2 separate regions of the Homo sapiens genome follow, and region 1 is linked to region 2. Evidence: chromatin loops called from intact Hi-C (ENCODE). Cell type or tissue: mammary epithelial cell. All regions are shown on one strand. Links, peaks and the distances in the headings refer to the core of each region. The heading gives the core; the rest is flanking DNA. Region 1 has its middle 130 kb from the start of JCAD. Region 2 has its middle 110 kb from the start of MTPAP.

The links. Peaks named below come from ENCODE experiments on the same cell type or tissue, not always from the same donor. Only the 100,000 strongest peaks of a DNase experiment are listed, where the experiment ranks them.
Region 1: a loop joins it to region 2, with 18 times the contacts of the local background. A loop is called at or near these places in 2 of 110 quality-filtered maps.

The regions. Positions count from the first base shown.
Region 1 is chr10:29,922,709-29,931,147 of GRCh38, forward strand. No RefSeq gene overlaps it. Among named protein-coding and RNA genes, the nearest start is that of JCAD, 130 kb to the right of the region's middle. In mammary epithelial cell, for the core only: a CTCF peak has its summit at 4,108 (motif pointing right); a DNase peak (open chromatin) is centred at 4,143.
Region 2 is chr10:30,236,803-30,245,241 of GRCh38, forward strand. No RefSeq gene overlaps it. Among named protein-coding and RNA genes, the nearest start is that of MTPAP, 110 kb to the right of the region's middle. In mammary epithelial cell, for the core only: a CTCF peak has its summit at 4,526 (motif pointing left); a DNase peak (open chromatin) is centred at 4,489.

The DNA.
Region 1 (8,439 bases), core at 181-8,180, 310 kb before region 2:
AAAGTTTGATGTGTTAAAATGGCCTCAGACCCCTAAATATATATAAATTTAAAAAGAATTTTATAAAAAGGCTTATTGTGGGGAAAAAGAAAAAAAAAATCTCAGGGTCCTTGTAGGAGTGAGTGCCAACCACTCCCTGAAGACAGGGTGTTTATAGTTGAGCTTCATTTTTCCAAGGCATACAGCATTTCTCCCCATTTGGAACTTGAAGTTGATGGTTGGGAGTAACAGTGTTCTTTAAACATTTTTTCTTTCCCTAGATGGAACATTCTTTCACATCTCAATTTGCAGGCATTCCCACAGAAGCGTCTGGCCCTCTTGGAATTTCTCATAACAATTCCAACTATCCCAGCTGCCACCTCCAAGCAATACTATATTCACTCACAAGGGTCAGAACGCCTGGGGTCTGCTTTCACCTTGAGTACACACCCTCAGGTGCTAGTTACACAGAGGCCCTGTCATGGGCAGGACTTGGGCCTGCTGGGACAGTGCTAGGGAGAGTCTTATGCCCGCTGCCAGCAACCAGCACACTTTCTTCCTGCTCTCGTCCAAGAAGGTGGCTTTGTGGCATTGAAGTAGTTTGGATAGGAGAAATTTTTCCTTTGAAAATCATATCTGGTACATTAGTAAAATCATCACACTGTTTTCCTCTTTCTCACTCTGACCCAGTAGACTTTCTTTTTTTAACTGATATCAACTAATAAGGCTGAGTTTTAGGTCTCTTCACTTATTTTCAGACAAAATCCTCTATGGATTAATCCTGGTGGCTTAGAGAGGACAAGTTCTTCTGAGTATTGTCTCTCAGGGATGTGCACAAGAAGGGCCTCACTGTGAAATGAGGTGAAGAGGGTGTGTGGGCGTGGGGGAGCGTGTTAATGATTGTTCCTTCCCTTTTCTCTTCCTAAATGTTCTAATTTTGTATCTCCTTAGAATGAAGATAGCTGAGGGCGTGGCCAACACACACCCAACATGTCTTCTCTTTAAAAGTTCAAATACAGCATTGCTATTTTTAAAAGACACATGGGGCTGTGCTGTCGTTGAACAATGCTAAGAGCTATTTGTGCTGGTCCCAACTTAACGCACAGCTGCCTGGGATGCTGACATCTTCATCTACAATACGAAAAGTCAGCGCTCAACCATAAATACTTTCTGAAGGCCTGGGGAGGTTTCCAGCTGTGGCAGGAGTGGCATAGACTCCCAGCTGAAAACATTTTCACTTGGCAAATGGAAGACCATGAAAGAAAACCTGGCCATGCTGTAGGGTCCTGATAATTAGGGAAAGGAAGCAGGTAAGTTGGAAATCCTGTGAGATCATGGCAAAGTGGAACAACATTTCTCCCTGTCCTATTTCTTGTTTCTTCTTCCCAACTCCACCCGACTTCAGCCTATGTACCAAAAAGTTAGAATGTCTTAGTAGAGCCGAAGGCCTGGGGAGGCCTCTCTGTCTCTCTCTGTCTCTGTCTTTATCATCTCTACCTCTGCCTTTATCTCTTGTTCCTTGTTGTCAATATCCCATCGTTAAAAACACAGGAGCATGAAGTAGCCACCTCTGGAAGATGCTCTTGAATAGGTATACAGGTATTCCTGAGCTCACACACGGACACAGCACAACCTGTAAATGCTTAAATGTGGGTGCATGCACATGTAAGCAACAGCAAGTCAAGACAGAGCCACTCAGCATCATGGTCACAGCCCCCATAGTTACACATGGCCAAATGGATGAGTGGTGGGAGACACCTGATAGGAGGTCCAATAACTCCAGCATTGGGCAGGACCCAGAAATACTTTAGACCCTTCACTAGATCCTTGAAAGGCAGTGGGATGGGAGGAAGGGGGAGTGGGCAATAAGGAAACATTCCTGGAGGTCGACAGAGCAGGGGCAGGAAGGGACAAAGGCCAGGCATGGTGGTTCATGCTTGTAATCCTAGCAATTTGAAGGGAGGATGAGGCAGCAAGATTGCTTGAGGCCATGAGTTCCGGACCAGCATGGGCAACACAGCAAGAGGCTGTCTCCACCAAAAAAAAAAAAAAAAAAAAATTAGATAAGTGAGGTGCTGCGAGCCTGTGGTTCCAGCTACTCAGTAGACTGAAGGAGGAGGATTGTTTGAGTTTAGGAGTTTAAGGCTGCAATGAACTCCTGCCACTGCACTCCAACCTGGGTGACAGAGTGAGACCCTGTCTCTCTTAAAAAAAAAAAAAAAAAGAAAAGAAAAGAAAACGAAAAAGAAGAAAGAAAGAGAAAGAAAGAAAGAAGAGAAAGAAAGAAAAGAAAGAAAGAGAAAGAAAGAAAGAGGTAAAGAAAAAGAAGGAGCAGAGCCAGGCTATTCCAACCCTTTGACCTCTCCCATTTGAGGGAGAAAACATATCCCAACCAGCCTCACGTCAATGTGGGCACCCCCATCACTACCTGGGAAGACTCTTAAGGAGGGGCAGGCACTGGGCTTTTCCTCATCTGCTCAGTACAGTAGGGGTGACTGGATATCAGGGCCATTCATGGGAAATCGAGGCAGAAGGTAGTGAGAGGCACTGTGAGAGGCTGCCCAGTGGGTGTCACAGACATTCACCTGGACTCACTCTGCAGGGTTACTACCCTTGGGGAAGAAATAAAATGGAAAGAAACAGAACCCTGCTATGATGGTTAACATTGTGTGTTAACCTGACTGGGCCATGGGTAGCTGGTTAAATGTTGTTCCCAGATGTGTCTCCGTGGGTGTTTCCAGAAGGGCATTTGGATTGGTGAGCTGAACAAAGCAGATGGCCCTCCCCAGGGTGAGTGGGCATCACCCCATCTGCTGAGGGTCTGAATGGAGCATAAAGCGGGAGGAAGGGTGAATTTGCTCTCTGCCTGGCTGCTTGGGCTGGAACATGGATTCTCCAGCCTTTGGTGCTCCTGGTGCTCACATCTTCAGACTTGGGGAAGTCACACCATTGGCTCTGTAGCTCTCAGGCCTCCCAACTAAATCACTGGCTCTCCTGGGTCTCCAGCTTGCAGAAGGTAGATCATGGGACTTCCCAACCTGCAGAGTCCAAATCTTTAGAGAGAAGCTAATTATAAGGTACTGGCTCACATGATTATAGAGGCTGAGAAACCCCATGACCTGCTGTCTACAAGCAGGGGACCAGGAAAAGGAGCTATATTTCTCTCATTGGTTTTGTGTTGTTATAAAAGAATACCTGAGACTGGGTAGTTTATAAAGAGGCTTATTTGGCTCATAGTTCTGCAGGCTGTATGAGCCTGGCACCAGCATCAGCTTGGCTTCTGATGAGCCCTCAGGGAGCTCTTACTCATGGCAGAAGGCAGAGGGGAGCAGGTGTGTGACATGGTGTGTTAGTTCGTTCTCACAGTGCTGTAAAGAAATGTCTGAGACTGGGTCATTTCTAAAGAAAAGAGGTTTAATTTTCTCATGGCTGTGCAGGATGTACAGGAAGCATGATGCTGGGGAGGCCTCCGGAAACTTACAATCATGGTGGAAGGCAAAGGGGAAGTAGGCACGTCTTACATGGCAGGAGCAGGAGGAAGAGAGTGAAGGGGGAAGTGCTACACACTTTTAAACAATCAGATCTCGGGAGAACTCACTCGCTATCACAAGAACAGGAAGCGGGAAATCTGCAGCATGATCCAATCACCTACCACCAGGCACCTCCCACAACACTGGGGATTACAATTCAACATGAGATTTGGGTGGGTACCCAAACCCAAACCATATCACATAGTGAGAGAGGGAGCAAGAGAAAGGGGAGGAGGTGCCAGCCTCCTTTAAACAAACAGCTCTCCTGTGAACTCACGGAGAGAGAACTCACTCATTACCATGGAGATGGCGGAGAGAGAATGCACTCATTACCATGGAGATGGCGTCTAGCCATTTATGAGGGACCCACTCCCATGACCCTAACACCTCCTACGAGGCCCCATTTCCAACAACGGGGATCACGTTTCAACATGAGATTTGGAGGGGAAAGATACCCAAACCATGTCAAGTTCTGTTTCTCTGGAGAACACTGACTGATACACCCGTCTACCTCCCACCCTGCTGTGAGTGAGGTACCCCACGAGGCTGCAATTGGATCTAAGGAAAATGCCTGGCCTGCCGCACTGCTGAAAGCCAGCAGGGGGCTGTTTTGGTTTGTGCAAGCACTGACATGCAGTGATTGTTCTGGTCACCGCATGATCTCCTGAAAGGAAAAATGCTGAAATACCACAAAACTGTCTTATGAACAAAGTCCCAAATGCTCCCTTAACTGTCCTAGAACCTTAGGCTGCCACTGATGCTTACGTTTTTGAATCCTTTTTTCTCCCAGTTTCTACGTCTTTAATTCCCAAAGATCAAATTCTAATGGAGTTCCCCATATCACTTAGGTTAAGTGCCAAAGTCCTCACAATGGCCTGCAAAATCTTGCGCCCCTCGTGTCTCTGACCACAACATCATCAGTTATCCCATTGTCCACTCTGCCCTAGACCCTCTATCTCCTTACTGTTCCCAAATGTGAGGCAAGCACCCATCTCAGGGCCTTTGCTTTTGCTGTCCCCTCTTTCTGGAAAACTCTTCCCTCAGATCTCTGTCAGGTGCCTTGTCACATTTCCTCAGGCCATATCGAAATGCCCCCTTCTCAGCAAGGCCTCCCCAGCCACCTGTCTCAAACCGCAAGTCCATTTCTCTACCCTCGTCTCCCTCCACTGCATTACTGCCCTCTTTAGCACTTCACATGAGCTAACTTCCATGCCATAACTTCCTTCCCTTCTTCCCCCGTCTTCCCCATCTGATAGTCCCCAGTTTCTTTTGTTGACATCTTTATGTCCATGCATACCCAGTGTTTAGCTCCCACTGATAAGTGAGAACTTACTTTCTAGGTTTCTTGGCCTTTCTTGCCATTAGGTTGAGGCCATAGGACTAATTTTGGTTAGTGGATGGTGAGAGGAAGTGACATGTGCCACTTCTAACTGAGGCAATTAAAAACCAAAAAGACCACATGTTCCAGATGGGGCAGCTGCAAGAGCAGAGCCTCCATCCACCCTGCCCTGAATGCCCGTGTGGAGCCGAGTGCCCTGTCAACATGCATGACTCATGTTTGGGATGTATCACTATTGCCCCTAGTCTTCACCTAACTAATGAGCATGCTTTCACCCTGAAAACACTACTATTGCAACTTACAAAACAAACAAAATAAAGATAATTCTTCATTGTGTAAGTTATTTTAAATAGCAACTTCTCTAGTAAAGTTTTTCTTTAGAGGTCACTAGCAATTGACATAGAAAAGAGGGATGATCAGGGGAAAGTGTTTGGAAGCATTGCCAATAGAAAATCAATGCAGATGGCCAGGCACGGTGGCTTGCACCTGTATTCCCAGCACTTTGGGAAGCCAAGGTGGGCAGATCACTTGAGGTCAGGAGTTAGAGACCAGCCTGGCCAACATGGCAAAACCCCATCTCTACTAAAACTACAAAAATTAGCTGGGCGTGGTGGCGTATGCCTGTAATCCCAGTTACTCAGGAGGCTGAGGCACGAAAATCGTTTGAATCCGGGAAGCTGAGGTTGCAGTGAGCCAAGATCCCACCACTGCACTTCAGCCATCCTGGATGACAGAGTGAGACCCTGAAAAAGAAGAAAGAAGGAAGGAAGGAAGGAAGGAAGGAAGGAAGGAAGGAAGGAAGGAAGGAAGGAAGGAAGGAAGGAAGGAAGGAAGGGAGGGAGGCAGGGAGGGAGGGGGAGAGGGAGAGGGAGAGGGATGGGGGAAAGAAAATCAATGCAGATAATGGCATCACTGAAATAAGTCATTAGGGAAATATCATTCTTATAACATCTACAGATGTTCTGAAGAATTAGATCCATCTCCAAAACCCGCAGTATTTCTGGCTTACCGTCAGTGTTTGTTATTCTCCCTGATGGCCAGATCTCGGATGCTGGTATGTTTCCCTTTCCCAAGCTAACACATGCCGCTTCCATTCTTTCCCCAAGTGTTTCTTTGGTCATCTCTGTCTTCACTCCTCTCCCATGCCTCTAGGAGCACCACACAGACAGTAGCCTTCTTAGGAAGTGAACCAGGTCAATTCATTCCCTTCCTTGAAAGTGGTGGGAAAGGTCCAAACTCCATTCCACAACAGACAAGACTTTGTGCACAATCCTGCCGTGCTTCTCTCTTCCACCTCATTGTAAGGTTCTTGTATCGGTTCCAAGCCCAAGAGCGTGCCAACAGACAACACGAGGCCCTGTGGAGCAACACGCTGTTTTAATGAGTGCCTGGGTACAGGCGGGCTGAGGCCTAAAACGGCCTCAGCACCAAATGAGGATGGGGCAGGGGTTTTATGGTCTCCTGTAAACAAGAAGTGTCTCAGTCTGACGTGACTGCTACATACTACCCGGACAGCCTCTTTCTCGATCTTCGGGGGTACGTGTCTTCCGGCCAGGGTAGGTGTCTTCCGGCTGGCTTTCTTCCTGCTTCTGCTCTCTTGCTGGCGCATGCTGCTGGTGCAAGTAGCCTTGCTCTTTGGCACTGGGCCTGAGAAGGGAGGAGTTCCTCATCCCTTCAAGCTTTCAGGCCGTGGGGAGAATCTTTCACTCATCTCAGGCCTCACATCCCTCTAGACCTACATTGACCTTTCTCTGTTCTTTGTCTATGCCTCAGATGTGTGTGTTATTCCCTCTGCCCAGAGTTTTTGGGTTTCAAGCTTCACGTGCCTGGTTAAACTGAACTCCTCTTTCAGACACTTTAAATAGTGCTACTCCTTGGTTTAAATGGTACCACTTCTGAGAGGTCTTCCCTCATTATCTTGTCTTTACCCTCTGCCCTGTTCCACACTATTTAATCATTGTTTCCAGCACCTTTGACAATTTATAATTACATTATTTGTTTTCATGTTTTTTTCTTCCCCCATTAGAATGATAGGTCCATGAGAGTCTCCGAGGTAGGAAGGATCTGAGATTTTACTTTACCTACAAGATAACTAGCTAGCCCACCACAATTTCATAAATGCTGGCAGAAGACACAAGACTCCTGGATCAGAGACAAAGAACTTTACTACTCACAGCACAGAAAGCAGCATGAGCTTCATGTTTTTTGGTTTTCTCTTGATCCTCAAGTCTCACAGGGACAACAGAGATGCCCAGATGGATGGCACACATACAGTGGGTGGCATCATGGATGAGGGAACCTGTGCTTAGGCAAGGCCAATCTTTTATAATGGGATGCAAGCAAACCTGCCTGACCTTGGCCCTGGAGGGAGAAATCTTTATTACATTGGGTAGTGTATTAGTCATGGATCTCTAGAGGGACAGAACTAATAGGATAGATGTATCTGTGAAGGGGAGTTTATTAAGGAGTATTGACTCACACTATCACAAAGTGAAGTTCCACAATAGGCTGTCTGCAATCTGAGGAGCAAGGAAGCCAGTCCAAGTCCCAAGACCACAAAAGTAGGGAAGCCAACAGTGCAGCCTTCAGTCTATGGCCGAAGGCCCGAGAGCCCCTGGCAAACCACTGACTTAAGTCTAAGAGTCCAAAAGCTGAAGAACTTGGAGTCCAGTGTTCGACGGCAGGAAGCATCCAGCATAGGAGAAACATGGAGCCCGGAAGACTCAGTCAGTCTAGTCTTTCCAAGTTCTTCTGTCTGCTTTTATCCTAGCCACATTGGCAGCCGATCAAATGGTGCCCACCCAGATTGAGGGTGGGTCTGCCTCTCCCAGTCCACTGACTCAAATGTTAATCTTCTTTGGCAACATCCTCACAGACACACCCAGGAACAATACTTTGTGTCCTTCAATCCAATCGAGTTGACACTCAATATTAATCATCACAGATAGAAAACAAACATTTCCATTTCTCTGGAGGAAGATACTATCTCTATCTTCCAGGCTATGTGCTATAGAAGCATCCTTGAAAAGATAGTGCCTCTTCTGACAAGACACAGAGAAACATGAGAAAAGTACCTCCCTACAGAAGGCAGGGATCATAAATATACTTTCACCTCTCCTTGCAGAGTATTCAGCAAGGTGCCTATCCCATCAAATCAGTTAACATTCTTAATTGTAAGCCACAGAAACTAAACCACTTTTCTGAAGAATGAAAGGGAATTAAAAAATGTTTTAATTTGTGTTTTGAGAAGGTAATATATTCACAGAATTCAAACCAAATTTATGTATGCATATATAAGCATATGCACACACACATACATGTAATATACAGATGTTGCTCAACTTATGAAAGGGTTACATCCCAATAAATCCATCATAAGTGAAAAATATAAGAAGTCTAAAATGCATGTAATACAATGAACCTACTGAACATCATAGCTTAGCCTAGCCTACCTTAAACATACTCTGAACACTTACTTCACCAGCAGTTGGACAAAATCACCTAACATGAAAGCTACAAGAAAATGTTGGATATCTCATATAATTTATTGAATACTATACATTGCATAGAAATTGCAATGGTTTCACACGA
Region 2 (8,439 bases), core at 279-8,278:
TTCATGGAAAAGGAGGCAACCCACAAAAGATTTAATACAACTGATTATAAACATATGAAAATAATTCTCTTCTAATTAAAGAAAAAATGAATTCACATACAGATTTTTAAATAACAATCTTTAGTGCTGAAGGAAGTACATTGTCATCTTTTCAATGTTGACTGTAAAGTGAAATGGTGCAAATTTTCCAGAGCACAGTTTGCAAAATGGACCAAAACTTTTAAATATGCACTCCCAGCAATTATACTTGGAGGAAATACTGATATGTGTGCAGAAATTTGTCTACAAGGATGTTCTAATGAATTATTTATAGTATCAGAAACCTGAGACCTGAATATCCCACAATTAAGAGAGTTGTTAAATTACTCCTCATGCTATTGCTCATATTACTAATATTAGTGGTAAATGATAATATTTATTAAGAGTCCACTACGTGCCAGGCGATGTTCTAAACACTTTACCGATTAACATATTTTAATCTCCATTACAACAATGTGAGATAGATATTATCTTTCTCATTTTAGAGATAAGGAAACTCATTAAGTAAATAATGGGATTAACATTTTTAAATTAAAAAAGAGAAAGAAAAGAAAACTAAAAGTACACGGAAATTAGTAATTTGCCTGAAGTCACCTAACGATCAAATAGAAGAGCCAAGAGCCACCATTTGATCTGATGGAGTTAGTCTCCAGAACCACATGTCACATGCATTGGTTAGGTTATGGAGGCATAAAACACATGTTCTAAGAAACACTGTGTTTTAATAACACTAACCATGTGAAACAATACGTATCATACATCCTAATATTGTAAAAACACACATGTATGCTCGTATAAAAGTCATATTTATACACAGGCATATTTAGGCACAAGCACGAAAGCGTCATACACTAAAATATGCATGATCTCTGCCCTGGGTACCAGGATTATGGGTAACTTTCTCCTTTGTGCTTTAGTTTTTATTTTCACAAGGAACACACATTACTCCTGAGATTTGAAACAAATAACACACAATTTCAAAAGTAAAGAAATCGATGTAGCTGGATGGGGGTGGGTGGGGGTGGAAGTCAGGGTCAGAAGGAAGGAGATGGTCTTGGCTGGGAATGGGGAGAGGTTAGTCAAAGGGTACAAAATTTCAGTTAGACTGAATGAAAGAGTTCTGGAGATTTATTGTACAGCATGAAGACTACAGTTAATAACAATGTAGCTAATGTAGCCTATACTTGAAAATTACTGAGAGTAGATCTTTAATGTTCTCCTCACAAAAAAAAGTACCTTATTAAGGCCATGTGTGGTGGCTCATGCCTATAATCCCAGCACTTTGGGAGGCCAAGCAGGGAGGATCATTTGAGCCCAGGAGTTCAAGACCAGCCTGGGCAACATAGTGAAACACCATCTCTTCAAAAAGTAAAAAAATTAGCCTCGCATGCTGGTGCATACCTGTGGTCCCTGCTGCTCTGGAAGCTGAGGTGGGAAGATCACTTGAGCCCAGAAGGTCAAGGCTGCAGTGAGCCATGACCGTGCCACTGCACTCCAGCCTGAGTGACAGAGGGAGACCATGCCTCAAAAGTAAAAATAAAAAATAAATTATTTTTTAAAATGATAAATATGTTAGGGAATGGATATGTACATTAGCTGAATTTAGCCATTTTACAATGTATGTGTAGTTCAAAACATCATATTATGTACTGTAACATATACAATTTTTGTCAGTTATACCTTAATAAAGCTGGGAGAATTAATTAATTAATTTTATTTATTTATTTATTTTTGAGACAGTGTCTCTCTCCCATCACCCAGGATGGAGTGCAGTGGCACAATCATGGCTCACTGCAGCCTCCACTTCTGTAGCTCAGGTGGTCCTCTTCCCTTGGCCTCCTGAGTAGCTGGGACTATAGGTGTAGGCCACCGTGCCTGGCTAATTTTTTGTATTTTTAGTAAGTAGAAATGGGGTTTCTCCATGTTGCCCAGGCTGGTCTCAAACTCCTGGGCTCAAGCGATCCTCCCACCTCAGCCTCCCAAAGTGCTGGGATTACAGACATGAGCCACCGCATCTGGCCTAATTAATGTATTATTTTTTTAAAAAGAAGAAGAAAGAAGATGATCGTCCCCTGGCCCGGCAGGAAGCTTCTTTGTTTCTGGGGCTTCCTGGTCTAACGCTACATTTCCCCAGCACCCAAGCCAGCCAGGTTTTTTCCCGCAAGCCCCACGTCTCCAGCTGTGTCTCTTGGCAGCTATCTGAGCCGCCCTGGGTCAGCTGCTTACCCTTTGTTTTCTGAGTCCAGCCCAAGAAGACACTCAATAACCTGTAGAGACGCATAGGTGTTTCCTTTATGTCATCTCAGGAAATGGGCCCAGGTGTACAGTTCATAGTGGGAGACAAAAGTAATTCATTTAATTCATTCAACATATGTTTACTGAGCACCTAGACATGTGACAAATGCCATGCTTTTAGGTCATGCAACCTTGAATTCAAGGACATTAACTTAAAAATTTAATCAGCCTCTTCCACCATACTGTTCTGGTGCTTTTTGTTGTGGTGGAGGTTGTTAAACAAAGATCACAACAATAACGTTGCCTTTGACATAGATATAAACCATAAACGCCTCCTCTGGCAAGATTACAAAAATTCTACCTCCGAGAATAAGGCTTCCCTGGTTCATAAATAAGTTCATGCATGCTAACAAAGGCCCCAGGAATTATTCTACTGCAACTAATTTAGATCCTTCATTGAGTTCCTCAGTGTTTAATCAAGGCTGTGCCGCATCCGTACCCATTACCGAAATAAAATAAAGTCTGTACCACATAGGAAATGTGCACCTACAATATTACTTTTCTAGTCTCACGTTTTAATTGGAAAATTGGTAGTCCCATTTGAATGAAATCATCCTGCATAACAGATTCAGAAAATGATTCCTGCTGAAAGAACATTTTTCATCTCACTTTGCCTAAGTCTGAACCACAGTCTGACTAGGATGATAGCCCTTTTAGGTTTGACTTCACCCTCAGGAAATACCTTCAGCTTTTTGGGAGGGAAACCTGGGGGATTTTTTTCAGTGAGATCACTGTTTTAAAAAATATCTTCCTCACTTCTGTAGAACCTTGGCTTCTCAGCACCTCTTACAAAAGCACTACGTAGATCAACAGATCAGAACGCTTTGCAATTGTAGTGCCCCTTGATTTAAAATGCTGCTCTTGGGCCAGGCGCAGTGGCTCACACCTGTAACTCAGGAGGCTGAGTGTGGAGGATCGCTTGAGGCCAGAAGTTGGAGCTCAGCCTGGGCAACATAGTGAGACCCCGTCTCTAAACAGTAAAAAATAAAATGCTGCTCTTTAAATTGATGTTAGCTTTTTATCTGTTACGACTTCTGTTACTTTTCATTGTTGAGATGCTAAGGGGACCTCACTCAGTGGGAAAACATTTTACCAAGAAAAAAATCAGTCTAAGGAAATGCAAATGAAATTATTTATTTGTTTTCGAGACAGGGCCTTGTTCTGTCACCCAGGGTAGAATACAGTGGCACGATCTCAGCTTACTGCAACCTCTGCCTCCTGGGCTCAAGTGATCCTCCCACCTCAGCCTCCCAAAGTGCTGAGATTACAGATGTGAGCCATCACCCTCAGCCTAATTTATTATTTTTTAAAAAAAGAAAAAGACTGGGCGTGGTGTTTCACGCCTATAATCCCAGCACTTTGGGAAGCCAAGGCAGGTGGATTGCCTGAGGTCAGGAGTTCGGGACCAGCCTGTCTAACATGGTGAAACCTCATCTCTACTAAAAGTACAGAAATTAACCCAGTGTGGTGGTGGGCACCTGTAGTCCCAGCTACTTGGGAGGCTGAGATAGGAGAATCACTTGAATCTGGGAGGCAGAGGTTGCAGTGAGCCAAGATCATGCCACTGCACTCCAGCCTGGGTGACAGAGCAAGACTCCATCTCAAAAAAAAAAAAAAAAGAAAAGAAGAAAGAAGGAAGAAGGAGAGGGAGAAGAAGAAGGAAGAGGAGGAGGAAAGGAAGAAAGAAAGAAAGAAAGAAAGAAAGAAAGAAAGAAAGAAAGAAAGAAGAAAAAGAAAGGAAGGAAAGGAAGGAAGGAAGGAAAGGAAGAAAGGAAGGAAAAGAACGAAAGAAAGAAAGAAAGAAGGAAAAGATGATCATCCCCAGGCCCAGTAGGAAGCTTCTTTGTTTCTGGGGCTTCCTGGTCTAATACCACATTTCCCCAGCACCCAAGCCAGAAGATGTATTGTGGTCCATCCCTAGAAGGGAGATTTTCCAGAGGTTTTCAGAAGCACTGCAGAGTACATTTGACTAAAACTACCTATGCACTGAACCCGGTCCCAGAGTGGTAATCCATTATATAGTGAAGCTGTAGGGAAAGGAACAATTACCTTGACTCCTCAAAAATACATAGTTGATAAGCAGCAAGCTGATGATGACATAGTTCTAAGCTCTCCCACATTAACCAATGGACCCACAGGCATTGGAGAAAAAAATAAACAAACAAACCACTGAGCTCCCTCTGCAGGTCCCTGAGAGTAATAACTGGCCACCTTTCCATTCTTGGGTTCCTTGAAAAAATAGAAGATGGTAGTCAGCAGAAACTACAATTACTTTAAAATAAAATGAAATGTGCTGAAACCAAAAAAGAAGAAAAAAGCCAACAACTTTCTGTTGTGCATTTTATAGTAGCAGAGCAAAATGCAGTATTTTAAACAAGTATGTAAAATAGAAACCGTCCTGGTAATTTCAGTTTCATGAAAAAATTCAGCAGCATGAATAAAATAGCATTACCAATTAAAGTGTAAATCCAGGCTGCAAGTTATGATTTCCAGCTCCAATGTAGAGAAGCCTCCCTCACATTTTGAAGCTGCTCTCATGAAAAAGGAATTGGTCAAAGATGACAGGAGCACATAGAAATCTATTTTCCCCCTTGCACCTGTGAATTTCAGTCTGCTCTTTGATAATACTGCGCCATTCTCCTCATGACTAAAACGAGAATGGGCTAGATCATTTTTGAGGTTCCTTTAAGCTCTAAGAAGGAACAAACATGTGAGAGCCATCATAGGTATCTGTCACCAAAGTGTATGTTAAAGAGAGGACGGTTTCTATCTCCAAGTTGGTGTAGAGGGTATAATCAGAAGACCTAGGGTCAAGTTCCATCTCTGCCATAACTCTTGGTGAGATTTTGAGTGAGTCACCTCTCTCAGTGTCAGTCTACTCATCTGTAAAAATAAGAACACTGGGGCCAGGCACGGTGGCTCATGCCTGTAATCTCAGCACTTTGGGAGGCCAAGGTAGGCGGATCACCTGAGGTCAGGAGCTCGAGACCAGCCTGGCCAACATGGTGAAACCCCGTCTCTACTAAAATACAAAAATTAGCCAGACATGATGGCAGGTGCCTGTCGTCCCAGCTACTCAGGAGGCTGAGGCAGGAGGATCCCTTGAATCCGGGAGGTGGAGGTTGCAGTGAGCCGAGACCGCGCCACTGCACTCCAGCCTGGGTGACAGAGCAAGACCCTGTCTGAAAAAGAAAAAGAATACTGAAAACAGTCACTCAGCATTTTGGGAAGCCCAGGTGGGAGGATGAGCTCAGCCTGGGCAACATAGTAAGACCCCCATTTCTTACCAAAAAAAAAAAAGTAGATGAGTAAACATAATGGAAAAAAAAACTCTATAGTAGCAATAAAAAAAGATAAACAATCTAAGAACAAACCTAACAGGAAATGGGCATGATTTATATGAAGAAAACTTTAAACACACTACTGAGAGAAACAAAAAAATGTAAACAAATGGGAGGGTACATCACGTTTGCAGGAAGACAAAACATCACGTAGATGTTAATTCTTTCTAAATTCATCTATTAATTTAATACAATCCCAATAAAAATACCAACCAGGTTTTGTTGGAAATTGGCAGATTCTAAAGTTCATATTAAAAACTAAACAGACAGCAACCAGCCTGGCCAACATGGTGAAACTCCGTTTCTACTAAAAACTTAAAAATTAGCCAGGCATGGTGGCGTGCACCTGTAGTCCCAGCTACTCAGGAGGCTAAGGCAGGAGAATTGGTTGAGTCCATAAAGCAAAGGTTGCAGTGAGCCACTGCACTCCAGCCTGGGTGACAGAGCAAAAACTCCATTTCAAAAAAACAACAACAACAAAAAACAAATAACAACAACAAAAAAGCAAGGGAGTTTCTGAAAATAAGAGTGATAAGCCATTTCAGATATTAAAACATAAAGTTGTAAAGTTAAAACAGTATGATATATTGGCACATGAATAGACAAATCAATACAAAAAAACAGACCCCAATACAAATTGACATTTACTATATATTAAAGGTAGGATTTAAATTCCTGAGAAAAAGATGGATTATTTAATAAATGGTGGTAGGACAAATGGGTAGCCACCTAGAAAAAAATAAATTAGATACTATTCATATATTATACTAGGATAAATTCCAGATACATTTTTGCTAGTTTGGTTTTGGAGACAGAGTCTTCCTCTCTCACCCAGGCTGGAAGCCATCTTGGCTTACTGCAACATCCGCCTCCTGGGTTCAAGTAATTCTCCTGCCTCAGCTTCCTGAGTAGCTGGGATTACAGGTGCGCAATACCACGCCCAGCTAATTTTTGTATTTTTAGTAGAGACAGGTTTTCATCATGTTGGCCAGGCTGCTCTTGAACTCCTGGCCTCAAGTGATGTGCCTGCCTCGGCTTCTCAAAGTGCTGGGATTATGGGTGTGACCCACCAGTGCCTGGCCCAAATTCTGGATACTGTAAAGTCTTAAATGCAAGCAATAAAATCACAAAGAATTAGAAGAAAAAATGAGATAATTTTAAAATAATCCTGAAATGGGGAAGCCTTTCTTAGCTCTAAGCAAAGAAAAAAAAATTAATATATTTTATCATATAAAATTAAAAATATTTACATAGCAAAAGCTACAATACCAAAGTCAAAGGACAAATGGCAAATGAGGGGGCTCATTGTAGTCAAGGAACTAATCTCCCTAATTTAGAAATAATTATCATAAAACAATAGAAAAGATAATTAAAAGTTTTACAAAAGCTATAGTTAACAGAATAGAAAATTCAAATGAGCCTAAAACTCTAAAAGATACTCAACCTAACTTATGAGAAAATAAATGCAAAGTAAAACAATGACACCAGTTTTTACTTATATTAGAAAAAAATTGATGCTACTCTCTTGGTGAGGGTTTAAAGTAATAGGCACCCTCGGCCAGGCACAGTGGCTCATGCCTGCAATCTCAGCATTTTGGGAGGCCGAGGCAGGAGGAACACTTGAGGTCAGGAGTTCGAGACCAGCCTGGCCAACATGGTGAAACCCCGTCTCTACTAAAAATAATAATAATTTAAAAAATAGCCAGTGTGTAGTGACGCACGCCTGTAATCCCAGCTACCTGGGAAGCTGAGCGGGGAGAATCACTTGAACCTGGGAGGCGGAGGTTGCAGTGAGCCAAAATTTTGCCACTGCACTCTGGCTTGGGTGACAGAGTGACTCAGTCTCAAAAAAATAATAAAATAAAATAAAAATTAAAAATAAAGTAATAGGCACTCTCACACATTGCTGAGAAGGCAGATTGGAAGTACTCTCAAAATTACAAATGCACAAACCCTTTGGCCCAGGAAGTCTATTTCTAGGAATTTATCCCACACATACATTAATACATAATACATTAATACATAAAACAAGTAACAATGATGCAATATATTATTTGCAGCATTGTTTACAATTGCAAAAAAAAAAAAAACACTAGAAACAAATTTCTGACAGTAGGAGGCTGGTTAAATAAATGATAATTTATCCATTCAAAGGAAATGTTTGCAGCTCTAAAAATGGATGAGGAAACACTTAATATCTGATCTAGAATAATTACCATGATACAATGACAAATGGAGGAGAGAGACAAAACAATGGGGAAAAATGTGTCTTTGCAGAAGCATGAAAGATGTCTAGGAAGATACACAAGAAGCTTATAAAAATGGGTGCCAGTGTCAAGAACACCTGGGTGGCATGAGACAGGATGAGAGAAAGACTTTTTGCTGTGTTTTCACTGTATATCCTTTAGTAAATTTTGAATTTTGAACTAAGTGAAAGTTTTACCTCCAAAGAATAAAATTATAGGCTGGGCACCGTGGCTCACACCTGTAATCCCAGTTACTCAGGAGGTTGAGGCAGGAGAATTGCTTGAACCCGGGAGATGGAGGTTGCAGTAAGCCAAGATGATGCCATTTCATTCCAGCCTGGGTAACAGAGCGAGACTCTGTCTCAAAATAAATAAGTAAATAAATAAAGAATTAAATTATATTTAGCCCTGCTCCCTGATTTCAGGGGAAGTGCTAAAGGTCATAATCTATATAAAGTACATGGTCTATGCACAGGAGGTGCTGGACAAATGGTTATTAAGCCATGAGTAAGCATCGT